Regions from separate parts of the Homo sapiens genome. Here region 2 is linked to region 1. A link is a loop called in an ENCODE intact Hi-C map of the cell type or tissue named here. Cell type or tissue: OCI-LY7. All regions are shown on one strand. Region 1 overlaps MCM5 (minichromosome maintenance complex component 5). Region 2 overlaps TOM1 (target of myb1 membrane trafficking protein).

What was found. Peaks named below come from ENCODE experiments on the same cell type or tissue, not always from the same donor. Only the 100,000 strongest peaks of a DNase experiment are listed, where the experiment ranks them.
Region 2: it touches region 1 in a loop (3.0-fold over the local background); 8 of 110 quality-filtered maps call a loop at or near these places.

What each region holds. Positions count from the first base shown.
Region 1 is chr22:35,408,426-35,413,425 of GRCh38, forward strand. MCM5 (minichromosome maintenance complex component 5) reads left to right here. Exons shown (of 17, transcript NM_006739.4): 6 at 1-138; 7 at 2,319-2,485; 8 at 4,085-4,256. Among named protein-coding and RNA genes, the nearest start is that of MCM5, 11 kb to the left of the region's middle. RefSeq lists enhancers at 1,634-1,693, 1,784-2,003, 2,084-2,223. In OCI-LY7, CTCF peaks have their summits at 2,826 and 3,032; DNase peaks (open chromatin) are centred at 1,876 and 2,786; H3K4me3 peaks cover 2,348 bases; H3K27ac peaks cover 4,231 bases.
Region 2 is chr22:35,306,748-35,311,747 of GRCh38, forward strand. All of the region lies in intron 1 of TOM1 (target of myb1 membrane trafficking protein), which reads left to right. Among named protein-coding and RNA genes, the nearest start is that of TOM1, 9.4 kb to the left of the region's middle. RefSeq lists a silencer at 2,489-2,558 and an enhancer at 4,375-4,654. In OCI-LY7, no CTCF peak of the experiment used is centred here; DNase peaks (open chromatin) are centred at 2,084 and 3,014; H3K4me3 peaks cover 284 bases; H3K27ac peaks cover 1,035 bases.

The DNA.
Region 1 (5,000 bases):
CAAATGCCCATTGGACCCGTACTTCATCATGCCCGACAAATGCAAATGCGTGGACTTCCAGACCCTGAAGCTGCAGGAGCTGCCTGATGCAGTCCCCCACGGGGAGATGCCCAGACACATGCAGCTCTACTGCGACAGGTGAGGCAGACGGGCTGGGAGGTGGGCATCTACGACGGTGGATGTCCCAGCTGTGGCCCTAACCCGAGTGTTGGGAGTGGGTCATCTGGAGCAGGGTGAGTAGGGTGGAGAAGGTGGCCAGTTGCAGAGCACCTGCTCTGTGCCTAATGCTTCCATAAGTTCCTCTCATCTCGTCTTTCCATAATCTGCAGGGGCATGTCAGCCCCATTTTGCAGATGAGGAAATGTAACTTGGAGAGATTAAATGACTTCCTGTGTGGAGGAGAGCCGGGCTTTCAGCCTATGTGCATTGCTTTCCAAAGTCTGTGTTCTTCTTAGGATAAGAGGCCCAGGATGCACAGCTAGATAACCAATAGCTGGCAAAGCCTCTTCCCAGCCTGACACCCCACCTCCTACCCCAGGCTTTCTTTTTTTTTTTGAGACGGAGTCTGGCTCTGTAGCCCAGGCTGGAGTGCAGTGGCGCGATCTCGGCTCACTGCAAGCTCCACCTCCTGGGTTAATGCCATTCTCCGGCCTCAGCCTCCCGAGTAGCTGGGACTACAGGCGCCCTCCACCATGCCCAGCTAATTTTTTGTATTTTTTAGTAGAGATGAGGTTTCACCTTGTTAGCCAGGATGGTCTCGATCTCCTGACCTCATGATCCGCCCGCCTTGGCCTCCCAGAGTGCGTGGATTACAGGCGTGAGCTACTGCGCCCAGCGTACCCCAGGCTTTCTGTTAAGATCCTGCTGAACAGCCACGGTGGCTCATGCCTGTAATCCCAGCACTTGGAGCGGCTGAGACAGGAGGATTGCTTGAGGCCAGGAGTTCAAGACCAGCCTGGGCAACATACTGAGACCCTGTATCTAAAAAAAAAAAATTTATTAGCTGGGTGTTGGGGCAGACACCTATAATCCCAGCTACTTGGGAGGCTGAGGTGGGAGAATCACTTGACCCCAGAAGGTTGAGGTTGCAGTGAGCTGTGATTACACCACTCCACTCTAGCCTGGGTGACAGAGCGAGACCCTGTCTCAAAAAGGAAAACAAAAAAGATTCTACTGAGGGGGAGAGGGTACTGAGCTTGGGCCCCTCATAGTAACCTGGGTGGAAGGTTTTGAGATCTTTGATTAGGGTTCTAACCTGGGCTTGCATATCCTGAAATTGCATGCAGATGTTCTGAGGAGAGCGGATCTGTAGCTTCTGTTAACTTCATTAGTGGCAACAGAGTATGTAGGGGTCAGGCTCTTGCTCCCTGGGCAAGTTATGTGACTTTGTCAAGCTTCAGTTTCCTCATCAGTAAAATGGGGATAAGGACAGTCCTTAATCTCTCAGAGGGCTGCTTGAAAATGCATGTGGTGTTTAGCACAATTCCTTCATGCAGATTACGTAATCAGGATGTATGATTTTCCAAGCAGTTCATGAATCCTGAAAACTTACGAAGTGGGTATGGGAAGAGGGGAGTTGGAGGCTCATGGAGTGACGGTGATGGTCTTTTCTGGAGCTGTGATGCCTGATGGTATAAAGCACTTCTATGTCTGCTGCCTCACCTGACTCCACAACATGAGAGGCAGGCCACTTCGTCATCCCCCTAGGCTCAGAGGTGCAATGACTTCGTTGAGGTCACACAGCGACTAAGTGTCCCTCCACACCACCCTGTCTCTGACTGGGGGACTTGGAGACTTCCCTGTTTCAACATCTCATTTTGAAAACAGGAAATGAAAACCCAGAGGCAAAATGAGCTCACAGAGCCATGAAGAGGCAAAAAGGGCGAGTGGCCCCTCAAGGAGGCTGGGGGGCGTGAAGAGGAAGTCTTGCCCTGAGAGGCTAAAGGGCACCACACAGTGAGCTGACAGCAGACACGTGGAGATGGGGCTTTTGGAGGGCTCTGTGGGCTGGCACTAAGCCTCCTAAACCAGCGTACAAATGAGTTAGCGAGTTCAGCGAGAGTCAGGCCACCACCTGCCTTTCTGTTTGGCTGTCACTGTGGGCAACACCATCCTCCAAGCAGCTGAGCATGGGCTGAGTGACGTGGGGAGAGAGGCCGTTCTCTGGGCTCCGTGGGGCTGGAGCCAGCTCAGCATGTGGTGCCTGTGGCAAAAATGCTGCAGTGGACCCTGCGTGTCCTGGGCATGGGTGGAATCAGAGACTTGCTGTCCAAGTCAGAATCTCAGCTTTTCTCCTTTCTCCTCTACCCTCCTCTCAGGTACCTGTGTGACAAGGTCGTCCCTGGGAACAGGGTTACCATCATGGGCATCTACTCCATCAAGAAGTTTGGCCTGACTACCAGCAGGGGCCGTGACAGGGTGGGCGTGGGCATCCGAAGCTCCTACATCCGTGTCCTGGGCATCCAGGTGGACACAGATGGCTCTGGTGAGTTGGCTTTGGGGTCCTGGCTTAGCCCTGCTAAAAGGCTGTGCTTGCATACTTCTGGTAACAGGCAGCTCGTTACTTCATGAGGTAGCCCAGGATGTCCTTGTGTTGCTCATATCATTAGAACGTTCATTTTTATATTAAGTGATCCCTGGAACTTCCACACATTGGTCCTAGCTGTGGCTCCTGGGCTGAGGGTGTTTGCCTAAGTGCAGGATTAAGGCAGAAGGACTGAGGTCAAATCACTGGGGAATTACTGAAAGCCAAGTCTTCACTTCTGTGACAGGAAATACAAGAGAAGTGAAACGCAGGGTTCCAGGCAGGCAGCCGCCTAGTGTCTAGTTGGAGAAATAAGAAAACTGTGAGACCGCTGGGGACATGTGGGTAAAGTGGTGGCTGTTGTGGGTCACGCAGTTCCAAGGAGGTGCTAAAGGAGGTCTGAGAAGGAGGAGGTCGGGGCTGGGCCTTGGGGAAGGTTTTCTGGGAGGAGGTTAATCTGAGCTGGGCTTTGAAGAGTGGTGGATGTGGAAGAACTTCCAGGCGGGAGGGGATGGCAGGAGCAGGTGAAAACCCCGGCCTGGGCAAGGTACTGAGTGGCTGGAGGGCCGAGTGGGAGTCTAGGGGATGAGGGGCCAGGTGGTGTAAGAGGCCTTGAGTGCCGAGATGGGGAGCTCCTGCTTACACCTGAGGGCAGCAGGGGCCACTGAGGGTTTTCAGGTTTGTTTCAGCCCTCTGGCTGCAGTGAATTGATTCAGAGGGGTGGCTTCCCCAGGGCTCAGTCCATGGCCCACCCCACATTTACACAAACTACCTAGATTATTACAACTTTAAAACCACTGACAGGTAAGTAGCTCTCACATTTCCATTTCTAGCCTGGGCTTCTCCCCACGTTCCAGACTTTAATAACCAACTGCTGATTTGACATGTTCACTTACATATCTGAAAGGCATCTCGAACTTTACATGGCTGAAGCTAAGCTCCCCTTTCCCCACCCTCAGACTGGCTCCTCTCAGTCTTCCCATCTTCACCCTTTCAGTTGCTCAGACAAAAACCCCCAAGTCACCCTTGGTGCTCTTTTCTCTCATCCCCCACATCTAATCACTCAGGAACTCTGGCCAGCTCCACCTTTAAAACGTGTCCAGGATCTGACCACTTCTCATCCTCCCCACCTGCTCTGAGCCCTTGTCAGCCCTCCCTGGATCACCGTTGATCCTCCCCAGTGTTCGTCTCCACCTTGCCCTACCTTCTCTGTTCTGCAGCAGCCAGTGAGCGATGCTGTCATGACCAAGACACTATATCACTCCTCGGCTGAAAGGGGAGACCTTCCAGTGGTTTCCAAGGTCCTATGCCATCTGGCCCTCTGTTTGCTCAGAACCCTTCTCCCCACTTCCCCTCACCCTTTGGACCCTGGAACACACCAGGCCCATTCCTGAGGGCTTGAGAGCTGGGATCTCTGTTTACTCAGATAGGTTGTGCTGTCCTGGCCCTAAGGGCCCTAAGGGCTCTGCCTTCTGGGAGGTCCCTGAGCTGGTGCCAGGATGGGCAGTGGGCTGGAAGAGCTCCCTTGTACTCACTCATGCGCCTGCTTTGCCTACCAAGGCCGCAGCTTTGCTGGGGCCGTGAGCCCCCAGGAGGAGGAGGAGTTCCGTCGCCTGGCTGCCCTCCCAAATGTCTATGAGGTCATCTCCAAGAGCATCGCCCCCTCCATCTTTGGGGGCACAGACATGAAGAAGGCCATTGCCTGCCTGCTCTTTGGGGGCTCCCGAAAGAGGTAGGGGCTTGAGTTCCCTTGGGTTTGGGGAGGCGGCTGATGATGGGGCTCACAGTAGGATAATTACTGGATAATCAGGACTGGGCACTCTTTTTTGTATTTCCTGGGCCCCTCAGTCTGCCAGGCACCTTTGCCAGCCCCCAAGCTTGCCATCAGCTGGCTAGTGGCTGATCTGCGCACCTGTCTCAGCGATGCCCTGACCCTGGCAAGGGGGAGACTGGGGGCCTGGCAAGTGCAGTGGGAGAGCACTGAGCTTAGGGTCGTGTAGGTACCAGGACTTAAATCTCAGCACTGAGCTTGGGGTCAGTAGCAGGGATATTATTAGCAGCTGCCATTTACTGTGTTCTTCCTATGCACAGCCATTCTTTGTTTTTTTTTTTTGAGACAGTCTCACTCTGTTGCCCAGGCTGGAGTGCAGTGGTGTGATCTCGGCTCACTGCAAGCTCCGCCTCTTGGGTTCACACCATTCTCCTGCCTCAGCCTCCCGAGTAGCTGGGACTACAGGCGCCTGCCACCATGCCCAGCTAATTTTTTTTGTATTTTTAGTAGAGACAGGGTTTCACCGTGTTAGCCAGGATGGTCTCGATCTCCTGACCTCGTGATCCGCCCGCCTCGGCCTCCCAAAGTGCTGGGATTACAGGCGTGAGCCACCGCACCCGGCCGCACAGGCATTCTTCTAAGTGCTTTATGTGTCTGAAGCCCAGTCATTCCTCACAGTAACCTGTTAACGCAGCTGTTGTGCCC
Region 2 (5,000 bases), 100 kb before region 1:
ACCCAGTCTAAGTTAGTAGCCAAGCTAAGTGCCAGCCCAAGATTCTGACTCCAGTGCAGCCTTTGTGATGGTCTTTGTGTCCCTGGCAAATGAGCGGTCACTGGCTGGGTGGCCACCACATTCACAGACAGGTCAGGTTTCAGGCTGTGGGGAGGAGCAGATTCTTACTTGGAAATTAAGGCCTTTGCCTTCCCCTATGGATAGAACTGGTGAATAGGTTTTATTCCCTTAGTGAGCTCAAAGAAATAAGAGTATAGTCCCAGACTTCCACTCTTCTGGTTTTAGAAAAAAAAAAACCCAAACCCTCAGTGTCTCCTAATTAGCTTGAGGCCATCACCCCATGAGAAGCAGGGGGATTCAGGACAGTTTAACTCTTTACTGCCTTACTAAGGAGATCTTGATCTAGGCCAGTGCCCTCCAAACTTCTGTCTTTCATGTAGCTCATTTGTGATTTGTGTCTACCCCCATGCCACCTTCATTATTATTTTCGTAGGGTTTTCTTTTCATTAGCTTATCTGTTAAAATTTGACCTCATCCTATATAATTATATCCATGAAATCATGGCTTTGATGTTCGTGTTTTTTTCCTATCCTGCATTAAAGTAAATAATGCAGGAGAGGAAAAATTTAATGTCCCTCTAAAAATGTCTTTAAGTTTGCCCATGAGCCCACCTGGCATGATCCCAGGTAGCTCATTTTGATCACTGGGACGTAAGCAGCCTGAAATGGGGTCACAGCTTAGTCTCCGCATCAGAAGAGCTGGGTTCAGGTGCCAGCTCCGCCCCTTCCCGGCTGTGTCCCCCAGGTCTCCTCCTCAAGGGACACGGGAAACTTAGAAGTTGATAGAGCACTGCAAAGTGCGGTGGAGAACCACTGTGCAAGCCCTGAGGAGGGGAACTGGGCCTCGCTCCTGCTGGGGAAGGTAGAGAAGGGAAGGACGGAGCCTGGAGTCTTCCCAGAAGGGAAGGACGGAGCCAGGGGAGAAGGGAGGGGGAGAGAAGAACCAGCCAGACCACAGGGGCTGAGACAGACAGAGAATTTAGGGACAGACAGAGGGGTCTACTGTTTGAACTTGTTTGTGTTGGTGCAGTATAAACCCTGTAGTGGTTAACTTTATGTGTCAACTTGGCTAGGCCAGGGGAGAAAGATAGTTGGTCAAACATTATTTTAGATGTTTCTGTGAACGTATGCCTTAGATGAGATTAACATTTAAATCACCAGACCCGCGTAAAGCGTATTGCCCTCAATAACATGGGTGGGCCTCGTCCAATCAGTTGAAGGCCTGAATAGGAAAAAGACTGACCTCCCCAGAACAAGAGGGAACTTGGCCAGCAGGCTCCCCTTGTCCTTGCACTTGGACAGCATCTGTTTCCTGGATCTCCAGCCTGCCAGCTCACCCTACAGATTTTCAACTTGCTAAGCCTTCACACCTGCATAAGCCAATTCCTTAAGCGCTCGCTCTTTCTCCTGTGTGTGTGTGTGTGTCTGTCTCTCTCTCTCTCTCTTTCTTTCTGCTAGTTCCTTTTCTCTTTTTTTTTTTTTTTCTTTTTTTTTTGAGACGGAGTCTCACTCTGTTTCCCAGGCTGGAGTGCAGTGGGGCAGTCTTGGCTCACTGTAACCTCCACCTCCCAGGTTTAAGCAATTCTCCTGCCTCAGCCTCCTGAGTAGCTGGGACTACAGGCGCGTGCCACCACACCTGGCTAATTTTTATATTTTTTGTAGAGGCAGAGTTTCACCATGTTGGCCAGGCTGGTCTTGAACTCCTGACCTCGTGATCCTCCCGCCTTGGCCTCTCAAAGTGCTAGGATTACGGGCATGAGCTACCACAGCCAGCCTAGTTCCTTTTCTCTAGAGATCCCTGACTAATACAAAGCCCACTCCACCCCTGACCATCCAGATTGTCAGCAATACCTTTTACACTCCCAAGTGGGGAGTGAAAACAAATGCCATCTGTACCTCAGCCAGCCACTTCAAGCCTCTGCCTTCACAGCCTCACTTCTTACCTGGGGAGTTTTAGAAAACCTTTCTTTATCTCACTGACATTTCCTTTTGTTAGGTACTATAGTTAGTTACATCGACTTTAACATTGTGGGTTGCGGAAGCAATACCCTCTGTAAGGTATTTTAGGGTTTCTCTTGTGGTTTATGGTTAAAAAAAATACAGGGGAGAGGCAGCCAGGGTTTTGAGGAAGGGTGGCTCAGCAAATTAGGAGATGGATGGAACTTTCCACGCTGGGTCTGGAAAGAGTTATTCCTTTGGAAAATAGTTTTCAAGACAAGTTTCTGGCTGAAAAAAAAATAGCTTCTGCATATTTGTGATTTAAAAATCTCTTATGGGGTGCTTGAAATTCTCAATCATGTTGTGGTTGATATGTTTGTAGAGGATAGCATTTATTTTGGTGCTTGAAATGTATACACTCCTCCTCACACATCCCTGGAAGGTGAGTGCTTTGGTCATCTTTATTCTGTAGAGGAGGAACTGAGGCACAGAGAGGCCGAGGAGTTACCCAGGCTCACACAGCTGGTAGGTGCTGGAGTCTGGGCAGGATTTGTCTGTGTCTGCATCCCATCCTCCCAACTTTTCCATCTCACCGATTCCCCCTTAGAACTGAAAGAGGCCAGGCGCAGTGGCTCACACCTGTAATCCCAGCACTTTGGGAGGCCAAGACAGGCAGATCGCCTGAGGTCAGGAGTTCAAGACCAGCCTGGCCAACATGGTAAAACCCCATCTTTACTAAAAATACAAACATTAGCTGGATGTGGTGGTGGGCGCCTGTAATCCCAGCTACCCTGGAGGCTGAGACAGGAGAATCGCTTGAACCGGTGAGGCGGAAGTTGCAGTGAGCCAAGATCGTGCCACAGCACTCCAGCCTGGGCAACAGAGTGAGACTCCATCTCAAAAAAAAAAAAAAAAAGAGAGAGAACTGAGAGACCTGCTGGGTTTCCCTTTGAGTGACAACATCTGTGTCCATCTAGAATGAATTCGTTCAGTAGTGGCTTCTTCTGTATTTCTGCCTAACCTTCTTGACCACATTGGTTTCATCCTCGTGCTTGCATTCTCACGGTAGGAAGCACAGGTGAAAGTACCAACTGTCTGTGTCTCTGTTACCAAGAAAGCAAAACCTTCCCCAGGAGCCGCCCAAGAGACACCCGCTTCCATCTCTGTGGCCAGAAGTCCCAGGGCTACTTCTGGCTGCAAGGGGGTCTAGAAAAGCTAAATGCTGTGAGCCCAGGGGGAGCATCTTCCACAACTATTGGAGTCAGCTCCACATGGTAGGGTTAATAAAAATTTCACATAGTCACTGAGTACAGTAATAGAAATACAGTATCTAGCAAGGACAGGTAAATGTGGCGTGTGGGTTCCCACACTGCATTTCCAGATGGACAGCATGGCTGGCCTATATCCAGAGGGGTCGGTCAGAATAGGGTGAAGGCTCTGGAGATCATTATCAGAGTGGAGTGGTCACAGGTCCTGAGGATGTTGGAGGACAGATTAAGGAGGGACGTGGTACTTTTTAAAAGTATTCAAAGGGTCACGGTGGCTCACGCCTGTAATCCCAGCACTTTGGGAGGCCAAGACGGGTGGATCACGAGGTCAAGAGATCGAGACCATCCTGGCCAATGTGGTGAAACCCTGTCTCTACTAAAAATACAAAAATTAGCTGGGCATGGTGGCACACGCCTGTAGTCCCAGCTACTCGGGAGGCCGAGTGAGGCAGGTGAACTTCAACCCAGTAGTTGGAGGTTGCAGTGAGCCGAGATCGTGCCACTGCACTCCAGCCTGGGCAACAGTGAGACTCTGTCTCAAAAAAAAAATGTATTCAGAGGATTGCAAGTTGGAAGAAGGATTAGGATTTCCACACAATAGCTAGTAAGGGATCAATGAGTGCCCAAGTGTGGAGGTGTTTCATTTACACTGTTATAAAGGTTTATTGTGCTGGTGAATACAGCCTCATCTTTCATTCAGTCATTCAGCAAACAGGTACTGCAGGTTTATCATGGCCCAGGTCCCATCTGGGGTAGACAGTTAGTCCATTTGTGAGCTATAACCGCCACCCTTAAAGAGCTCACAGACTCCTGGGAGAGAGAGATGTAGAAACAAAGAGATCGCCCAACAGAGTTATTTTAATCACTCCACTAAGCAGTGCTTAGAGTTGTGGTCTGTGGAAAATGCTACTGGCTGCTAGCTGGAAGGAATAGGCCCTGGCGGGGTGGGGGGTGTCAGGGCAGACTCCACCAGGAGACCTGACCTTTGATCTGGGCTTAGGAGCACGAGTTGAGGTGGGGAGGAGCACATTTCTTCCTGGAAGAAGGGCAGTGTGTTCAGAAGCACAGAAGCCTGAGGAGGGTGATGGGGTGGCTGCGGGCGATCAGCTGAGCTGGTGAGTGGGAGTGGGAGGAAGGACTGGGCCAGGTCTCAGTGCCGGCTCCCGAGGGCTTCAGTGGAGCCCGGTGCCTTCAGGTCCATGCCGTAGTTGTCCACCGCGGAGCAGTCCCGTGGGAAGGCCAGGGCAGCTGGACCTCACTCCTTAAAGAGGAATATTAATCACGAATACTTTGAGCTGCAGGTAACAGGAAACGCAACCAGCAGAGTCTGAAACCACCACAACAACGCACTTTGTTTACCTAGCAAGAAGCCTGAAGGTTGGCAGTTTCAGGGTGGGTTTGACAGCTCCACGATGTCTCAAAACAGCCAGACTCTTTCTTGTTCTGTCCTTAGCCTGGTGGCTAATCAGTGAAATACAGTGATTGTTGTTCTGGGAAGGCAGGGTAGGCAGGGGCAGTCAGCATCGAACTGAGCACCTAGGCAGTGCAGAGCCTCAGTCGGTCATTCCAAAAGTATGTAATGCCCCCCTCTGCTCTGTTGCACCAGAAGGTGGGCCCCAGAAGGTCTGCCCCAGGCAGGCAGAGGCAGTCTTCACAGGGACAGAGCAGAGTGGAGAGCACACAAGTTTGGAGCACGCAGGCCTGGCTTTGCATCTAGCAAGTCACAAACCTCTGC